2 separate regions of the Homo sapiens genome follow, and region 2 is linked to region 1. Evidence: read pairs that join two places in POLR2A ChIA-PET (ENCODE). Cell type or tissue: A673. All regions are shown on one strand. Each heading gives the region's core, and the rest is flanking DNA. Links, peaks and the distances in the headings are about the cores only. Region 1 has its middle 13 kb from the start of LINC01066. Region 2 has its middle 69 kb from the start of LINC01066.

Region 1 (4,395 bases), core at 99-4,098:
ATATGATCCAGCAATCCGACTTCTGAACGTATACCCAAAAGAACTGAAATCAGGATCTCAAAGAGATGTCTGCACACCCATGTTCGTAGCAGCACTGTTGACAATAGCCAAGATATGGAAATAACTCCACCTGGTTTCCATCCTTTGCTAATTGGGTTAGCCAGTCTGGGGACTGCAGTTACCCAAGCCATATTGCTTGTGACTGGACTATGTTTGGTGGGGTGTCTCTGAGGCCCGAGGCTCCCCATTGCCAGCTTGGAATAGTGACAGGATCTGAAGCTCCCAGCGTGAGGTGTGTGTGAGCTGGTGCAGGATCCAGTCTGTGTGGGAGGACGTGGGATGATGCCTCTTCAAAGTAAAAAGTGATGGCCTCAGTGGCACACATTTAAATTCGCTGCAGGAAAATAAGCACACAGCAGCTATTTTTAATTTGCCTTAGAACATGCAAGAGCCAGCATTGCTCATAGAGCAAAATATTGGCTTTGGATAGAGGAGATGAAGAGTTTCTGAGTTTCACTTCTCACTTCTTTGCTGAGAGACACTGGGAAAGAGCTCAGGGAAGACAGCAAGTGGCTGAACTGGGCCATTTGTGAGCCGGTACGAGTTCACCTTCAGTGTCGCCACACTCCTTTCATCTCTGAGGACCCCAAGCTTGTTCCCCTAGCACCGCAGGTCAACTCCTTCATATAGTACTGTTCCCTCTCTCAAGGTCTGCTCCCAGGCAAAGTTCTGGAAGTTGTTTTCTCAATCTGGTGTAAAAGACTGATAATAGCTTGCACGTACCTTTGCAGACGTTTTTGTATTTCGACAAGGCTGAACACCTTAATGCCAAGCTGTGCTGCTCCAGTTGGCCTGCCCGGCACATCAGTGGGCAGCGTGTCTGTAAGGGGAGGGGCCTTTCCTGACACAGCTGGAGCACAGCATGTAGTAGCTGTTTATTCCACCTCGGCAGACAGTCAGATTTAGTTGACACTACTTAGAATTAGATTTTTAAAGCTGGAAAGAACCTGGTCGAATTTCCTTCCATTAAAGATAAAGAAACAGACCTGGAGGCCTGATGTCACTTCAGTTCAATTCAACAGGTGTTTTCTAAGCACCTACTGTGTGCCAGACACCAGCCTGACATAAGAGAAGCAATGAGTGATATGATACGGCACTTGGCCTCCGTCTTCCCACCCTCACACGGTCAGGCGGGGCAGATGCAGGACTGCATTCTTGCTTCTGCAGGCAGGTGCACTAAGAGTGGGCAGACAGACCACCAGTAGGGCCAGTGTTGGAAATCATTCTTCAATTTGCTAGAACTGTGAAGAATGACTCATACAGCACTCCCAGAAGGGTACCGTCATTGTCATATCTCTGAAATCTTGGGAAATAAAGTTAGATCTCAAATGTAGGGATTAGGGACACAAACCCAGGAAGTTCATAACTGTAAACTTCTCTCAATTCAGTTGAATTCAACAAACATTTGTTGAGTGCTTATTTGTGCCCATTACTGAGAAGGGTACCAAGAGCACAGAAAATACCTGTTGAATTGCTAACATAAGAAAGTCTTGTGGCAAAGCGTGATGTGGTTTTCAAACTGCAGCTCTCTGCCCCCTAGTGAGTCATGACATCAGCTTAGTGTATAGTAGACACAACTTAGGCGTAGAGAAAAGGAAATAGAATAGAAAAAAATAAGAGCACTTTACACAAATTAAAGGTCAATAGTGTTTCACAAAATATGGTGTATATGTGAGTGTGTGTATATAATCAATAGCATGTGTGCATATATATGTTTAACAGATTCTTACTGAGGATTATGATATAAGAGAAAATTTGTAAGTCATGATTTACAACACATACCATAGGAAGAGGTGATGCTTCAGGCTATGTGCCTGTGGTAGAACCAACTAGAATGTAAGTTAATAGACAGTGTATCAGTTATGGATTGCCAGAGTCATGCTGCATAACACATTACCACAAAACCTCAGTGGCACACAAGAGTACTCACTGGTTTTCTCAGGTGCCTGCTCATCAGCTAGAGAATTCTGTTGGCCATAGTTAGCTGGATCACACATCTGAAACCCGGCAGGCCATTGGCTGACCTAAGATGAGCTTGGCTGGGAACCAGGGCACCGTGGCTTGTTCCGTGTATCTCTCCTCTTCCAGCAGACGAGCGTGGGCATGTTCTCAGGGAGATCAAATGAGAGAGAGGACACACACATTGTGCATACCTTTTAAAGCCTCTTTGGCATCATGTTTTCTAATTTTCCACTGACCAAAGTCACAAGCCAAGCTCCAAATTATATGGCAAAGAGTGTGGGCCATTTTTACAGTTTACCACAACAATAAGCAGTAAGGTTGGATTTGCTCTGATTCATCCTGTCCCCAGACTCTTGGCTTTCCCTTTTTTTTATCTTGATTTGAGCATCTGGTGCCTACAACTCCAGAGGGTATGGCTAGAGCCTTTATTCCCTTTGCAACCTAATAGGTGAAAAAGTTACAGATGGACAGCAAGGAGGGGCCCTAGGGAGACCCACTAGAAAGAAGATACAATACAGGACCTGGCAGGGACCTGGCATCTCCTGGCAGGGCAGGGCTGGGTGGAGGGCAGTCAGGAGAGAGGGTGTGAGGGAATCTACAGGAGGGAATTTGACAACTTGGAACATCCTTGTTCTTCCCAATTTTGTATTCAATTCAATCAACTTGTTCCAGGAAGAGGATAAATTAATCCCATTTCTAATGTAGAAAAAAACAAGCCTTCTATTCCTGCCACTAATCCGTGATGTGACCTTCGACAAGATACTTCTCTGGGTCTCAGTTTCCCCACTGTAAAGGAAGGGGGATGACTCTATGGGTTGGATGGTGCCTTCCAGCTTCGTCTTCTCTGCCTTCCTCCAATGCCTTGCTCATGGTACAGATGCATTGCTTAAGGCCCACTCCACCCTCCAGTGCTCAGGACACAGAGCTAATCCATCCTAACCTTCCCTATTAGGGTGGTCATTGCCCTAATAGCCTTCTCAACATCCCCCTCCACTGCTATAGCTGACCAGTGTATACAGGCAAGATGAGCTCTGCCATGCTTATTTGGTAAAGCTGGAGGAAGCAACTCTCTTTATTTCTAAGCCACTAAGAGGCCATGGAATATACCCAAGCAGCTGGAAAAGCAGCAATGTACTCATTTCAGATTAATTTAGAGAAGCGAGCTGGAAAATGCTTGGGCCGTGCCTTGCAACAAATTTGGATCCTCTTAAAAGCTCACATAAGCTGTGATATCCTGATGGTAGGAAGTCTTTAATACTCACTGGGGGAAGGGGAAGGATCTGACTCTTTAAAGGTCACTGTTACTTTTAACTATTTTAAAAGAATAATAAAGGAAGAACACCTTCAAGTAAAGGCATTTAAGGTTCATTTCTAAGGGACCAGCAACTTGGGTTAGAACAATTTACACTAATTTTACACTGGATGAGAAGAGAGGTGATAGGGGACATTAGAGACCGGCAAGTCCACACTGCTCCCCCTCTGCTCATCCATCTGTGCTGTCCCTGGAGGTAGCTGGGGACCTCAAGCAGAGTCTGGAGAAGGGGGCTTGAGTGACCAGTGAGCAGCGTGGCTCTCCTGTGCTGGGATCCTGGTTCCAGCACTTACTAGCTGTGGGAAGCCTGGCAAGTTCATCAACCTTTCTGTGCCTCAGTTTCCTGATCTATAAAATGGAGACAATAATTGTATCTCTCCTACAGAGTTGATGAGAGGATTAACACAAACGTGCATGTAAAAGACTCAATGCTTGGCACATAATAACCTCAACAGAGGCTAGATATTAGTGACAGTGCTGTCAAGCCTGCATTCATTATTTTAAAATTAAAGTACTTTTCTAATTTTTGGCTCCTAACATGGCTAAAAAGACAACCCTCTTTCAAATTTCAGCTTGTGTTGGGTTTGAAAGTCCCCAGCACAATCGCCCCCACCATTTTTTCCCTCCTTCCCTTGCTTAAGCAATATCTGGTCTCCATTTTTACACAAGTGGTTTAACAATCTAGATTCACTGACGAGCTCCCCTTAGACTTCCCTCCTTTCCTCTTCATCTGGACAAGCTGCTGGGGAATCCTCTGAATTTCAACCCCGGGGAAGCCCCAAACCTTCTGGAGTCACTTTCTCTTTTAGAATCTTAAGACCATTGATTATATCTGTCTATTTTCTGAAGCTGTAGAGACAGCCACTCAAGAAACAGAATTTCAAAAGGATACTATATTCGATGAATTAGTCAATTCCCTTGTGGTAGACATGAAATTATCCCTAAACCACCCCAACAGAGGAGACTCTTACAGTGAGAGGCAAAGAGATGCTGGGTTTTAACAATAGGAGAGCTCATTTGCAATGCAAATGAGCAACCAGCAGGCAAATGAACCCTTATGG
Region 2 (4,395 bases), core at 273-4,272, 56 kb after region 1:
AGGTTATATCTACTGTAACATATTCACTCATCTCAAAGGATCCCTCACAACTCTAAAACAGTCCCACAATTCTATGATTTGTTGAACCATGGGAATGTCCATTGTAGACTATTATGTATAGTTAATCCATCCGTTATGAATGTTTTAAGCTGCAATCCAGACTGCCTGGGTTTGAATCCTCATCCTGCTACTTGCTAACTTTGGCAAGATACTTATCTTTCTGTGTCTCAGTTTCCTCATCCCTAAAAAAGGAATAATGAATAGTGCTTATCTCATAGAGTTATGTTTAAGAGGAAATGGATCAAGAGGCCAGGAGTGGTGGCTCATGCCTGTAATCCCAGCACTTTGGGAGGCTGATGTGGTTGGAGCACACACTTCAGGTCAAAAGTTTGAGATCAGTCTGGCCAACATGGCAAACCCCTGTCTCTACTAAAAATACAAAAATTAGCTTACTGTGGTGGCAGGCACCTGTAATCCCAGCTACCAGGGAGGCTGAGGCAGGAGAATCACTTAAACCTGGGAGGTGGAGGTTGCGGTGAGCCAAGATCCTGCCACTGCACTCCAGCTTGGGCCACAGAGCAAGACTCTGTTTCAAAAATAAACAAGTAAATGGATCAATAACTATAAAGGTATAAAGTTCTTGGAACAGTGCTTGACACATAATAAGAACTTAATAAATGTTTGCTATTATTAAGTAACAGGGAAAAATGACTCATAGAGAATAAAAGGGTTTTCTTTTAACAAACATGTCCGGATATAGGTGGTTGCCCACATGGGTTTAGCTGATTAATGATGTAGTCAAGAGTTTTGAGTCTTCATCCTCTCATTTCACCATCCTTAGCCTCTTGACTTTTTGTCTTTCACACTGTGGCCTCAGGGTCTCAAAATGGCTGCTGTAGCTCCAGACATCTCAATTGTGTTTGGAATCAGGATGAAGAGTGCCAACCAGGGGAGAGGAAAACCAGACAGACAGACACACACACACATACACATACAGAGAGAGGAAAGAGAGGATGTATGTCTCACACTAGTTTCACATTTTATTAGACAAGAAAAAGTTTTCCCAGAGCTCCTCCGCTGATTTCACTTCATTTCACTGGCCAGAACTGGGTCACAATAGGCCCCTGAGATTAGGAGATCTGTGCCTTGATTTTGTTGGGAAGAGGTGGACATCCATGGCGTCTTCCACAGTTCATCATTCCTCATTGCACCAACTGCTTTGTTCCTGCCTTGGCCATGGAAAGGACAGCCTGTCTCAGAGCCCTCATTTGAGTTAATCAATTATTCAAGAACTTTTATGACATGGGACTTCACAGATGCCACCATTTGCCTTCATACATGTTGACTACAAGCAAAGTCCACTTCTTTGTGGGACTGACTTCAAAAGTGCAATATCATATTTTGAAAGGCCGCTCAAGCCCTTACTGGAACACACAGGTTAGTCCTTGGAGCCCTCACCCAGTCAGTTTGTTGAGTCCTCCTCACTGCTGGGGCTCGTGGGACTCTAAAGGAAGCACACTTGCCTTCAGGCTGTACACATCTTATGAGAAAATAAGAGCAGCACACATCAAAAATGGCAGCTACATGCTCGACTTTTCTGGAATCCAGAAAAGAGAGAGCTCAAATGGTCTGGCATATGCAGAGAGGCCCTGAGGATGATTATTGAGGCCTCCGAGAATGAGAAGAATTATATGAGTGAAGGCTATGGGGGCAGGGGGTGATTCCTGACCTAAAAGAGCCTGAGAAAAGGCTCCTAGTTAGAATGAGAAGGATGTGTGATGGTGAGTCATTCTCATCTTTTGAGATTTTTATGTTTTTCCCCTTAGAACTTGGAAGAAGATGCCCAAAATTAAGAACATGCCAAACATTACCATTAACAATGCGGTGCCCTCTCCAAATATAAACTATATCCATTGGAAAGTGCATGGAGACTGGGTTACTCAGGTAAAAAAAAAAAAAAAAGTAAAAGTAAGCTAGAATTTGTGGTAGGATGAGGTGGCTCATGTCTGTAATCCCAGCACTTTGGGAAGGCAAAGAGGAAAGATCTCTTGAGGATAACATGGCAAGACCCCGTCTCTACAAAAAATGTCTTTAAATTAGCCAGGTGCGGTGGTCTACATTTGTAGTCTCAGCTATTTGGGAGGCTAAGGCAGGAGAATCACTTGAGCCCAGGAGTTGGAGGTTATCTGGAGCTATGATCACACTCCTGCACTCCAATCTGAGTGACAGAGTGAAATATTATCTCTGGAAAAAAAAAAAAAAAGAATTTTCCAGCCTGTCCTCTGTCTCTCTCCAGATATATCCCACAAGCAGTCAAATAAATAAGAAATAGTAAGTATTCTTTAATAAGTCACTGCTGGTCTGGAGATAACTTCTCAAACCTAGCTGAAAACAAAAATAAATATTCCGTGAAATACACAGAATAGTATAAAGAATGATACACATCTGTTTTTCTGAAGCTAGTGAAATTAATCAGTTTGAGTTTTGTGCTGTGATTGGCTTGGGAGGGCCTTATCCCAGGTGTCTTTTGAGTCCGAAGGTAGCAGATGGCGTTTCCTTCCTCATGTTGGAGTAAGAGGCAACTCAAATGGCCAGAGTGTCTTAGGACCAGTAATGTGATTACCAATGTGAGATTGACTCCCTGAGACTTCTATTGGCTCTGAGAAGCTATATTTGTATTTCTCAAATGCATAAAGAAGCAAGACAGTGTCCTTTATGTCAAGAGAGCCCAGAAACCACGTGCAGAGTGGACATGGCAGCCGAAGGAACAGGAGGGGAGCAGTGTCCCGAGGATGGCTGTGATGAGAGCAGCCAGTGGGGGAGCACGGTCTCATGCCCACGCCTCTTAACTCTGTCTAAACACATCAGGCTTCGGCCAGGCAGAGAAGGTTCTTAATTATGAAGCCATATGTAAGAAAAGAGTGGTGGGAAATACAATACAATGAAAGGAAAAACGGAAACATCACCAAACATTTGATAAGTGAAAAGGAAAATTAAAGGGAAAGGAAAATTAAAGGGAAAGAAAAATTGGGCCAAGAAAATAGCATTTGTCTAAAAGATGAAAACCAACAAAGTGAATACAAAGAGAAGAAAATTAAGTACCAATCCTGCAATAGAACAGAAATGTGAATTAAGAAAGCTAGGTACAAAAAGAAAACAATAACCTGAAAAAAGAAGAAAGAAAAAAAACAAAACAATAATCTGAATAAACAAGCATACGTAGTAATATGACATGTTTCTCAAGGGTAGCTGGAATGTAGAATGGGGTTCTTTTTTCTTCAACTTTATTGAGGTACAATTTATATCATAAAATTCACTCATTTAAATGTACAGTTTATAAGTGTAATGAGTTGTGCAAGTATTACCATAATCCAATTTTAGAACATTTCCATGACCCTGATAAGATTCCCTCCTGTAGAGATGGGTTCTTGCTATGTTGCCCAGGCTGGTCTCAAACTCCTGGACTCAAGCAATCCTCCTGCCTCAGCCTCCCAAAGTGCTGGGATTACAGGTGTGAACCACTGGCTCCCAGCCACACCCATATTCCTAATAAGGACTTCTGCTGGGAAAGGTGGTCTGAGAGGAGAGGAGCTCCTCAAACCCCACGGAATCTGGTCCCATGCAGCTAAGACTGCCCCTGGCCCTTTCTCAGGGTCCTGCCCAAAAGCCCTGGTTCCCTAATTCCCGCACATTTGTTCCAGAGTCCAGCTCTTGATTTTCAAAGACGGGGGTCGGGGGCAGTTTTATTCCTCCCGGTACGATATTCAGCATAGCCTCCAATTTAAAAATGAGTTCTAGGGAAGGACAAATTGTTTTCTCTGTAAAAGCCCTGCGGCTATGCAGGCAACATTCAGATTTTCTCAGAAAAATCTAAAATAGCCAGTAGAAACTTGAACACGGACTGTCAGAAAGGATACCCAGGCATTGTCTGTTCTAGTGTTCTCCTCAAGCGAGTGTAACGGGAAGAGACCATCACCCACTCCACACTCCACCAGGCTACCTACACGGGTCTGCCCACACAGACGTGTGCTTTTTTGAAACGTTCCTATCTTTTGAGCAAGTGGTTCCTTTCTTCCTCATGAAATGCATTTTGAAAGAATGCTTTAGACGTTTTTACAAACTCTTGTGACCTGTGGGGTGATTTTATTAATTAGCATTTTCTCACTTTTTTATTTCTAGCTGAACTACTAGGATTCTATGAAAGCTGTCATTTCCAGCTCCATCCATGGGCCCAGCGCTCTAGTAATAGGTACTGCTTTTACGCCTATCATGCTTGTGATATGCTCTTTTGGGGTGTTGGGTCCTCGGATGGCTCCCATCTTTGTAGTTTCAGCATTGCGACAGGCATCCCACACTCTGCTAATAACTCCCAGTGCAGCTCAAAAATGTAGCATC

Evidence for each region. Peaks named below come from ENCODE experiments on the same cell type or tissue, not always from the same donor. Only the 100,000 strongest peaks of a DNase experiment are listed, where the experiment ranks them.
Region 2: POLR2A ChIA-PET joins it to region 1 with 7 read pairs; 3 of 35 experiments call an interaction of 5 or more read pairs at or near these places.

The regions. Positions count from the first base shown.
Region 1 is chr13:31,007,323-31,011,717 of GRCh38, forward strand. No RefSeq gene overlaps it. Among named protein-coding and RNA genes, the nearest start is that of LINC01066, 13 kb to the left of the region's middle. In A673, for the core only: no CTCF peak of the experiment used is centred there; no DNase peak of the experiment used is centred there; H3K4me3 peaks cover 3,013 bases; H3K27ac peaks cover 3,790 bases.
Region 2 is chr13:31,063,152-31,067,546 of GRCh38, forward strand. No RefSeq gene overlaps it. Among named protein-coding and RNA genes, the nearest start is that of LINC01066, 69 kb to the left of the region's middle. In A673, for the core only: no CTCF peak of the experiment used is centred there; no DNase peak of the experiment used is centred there.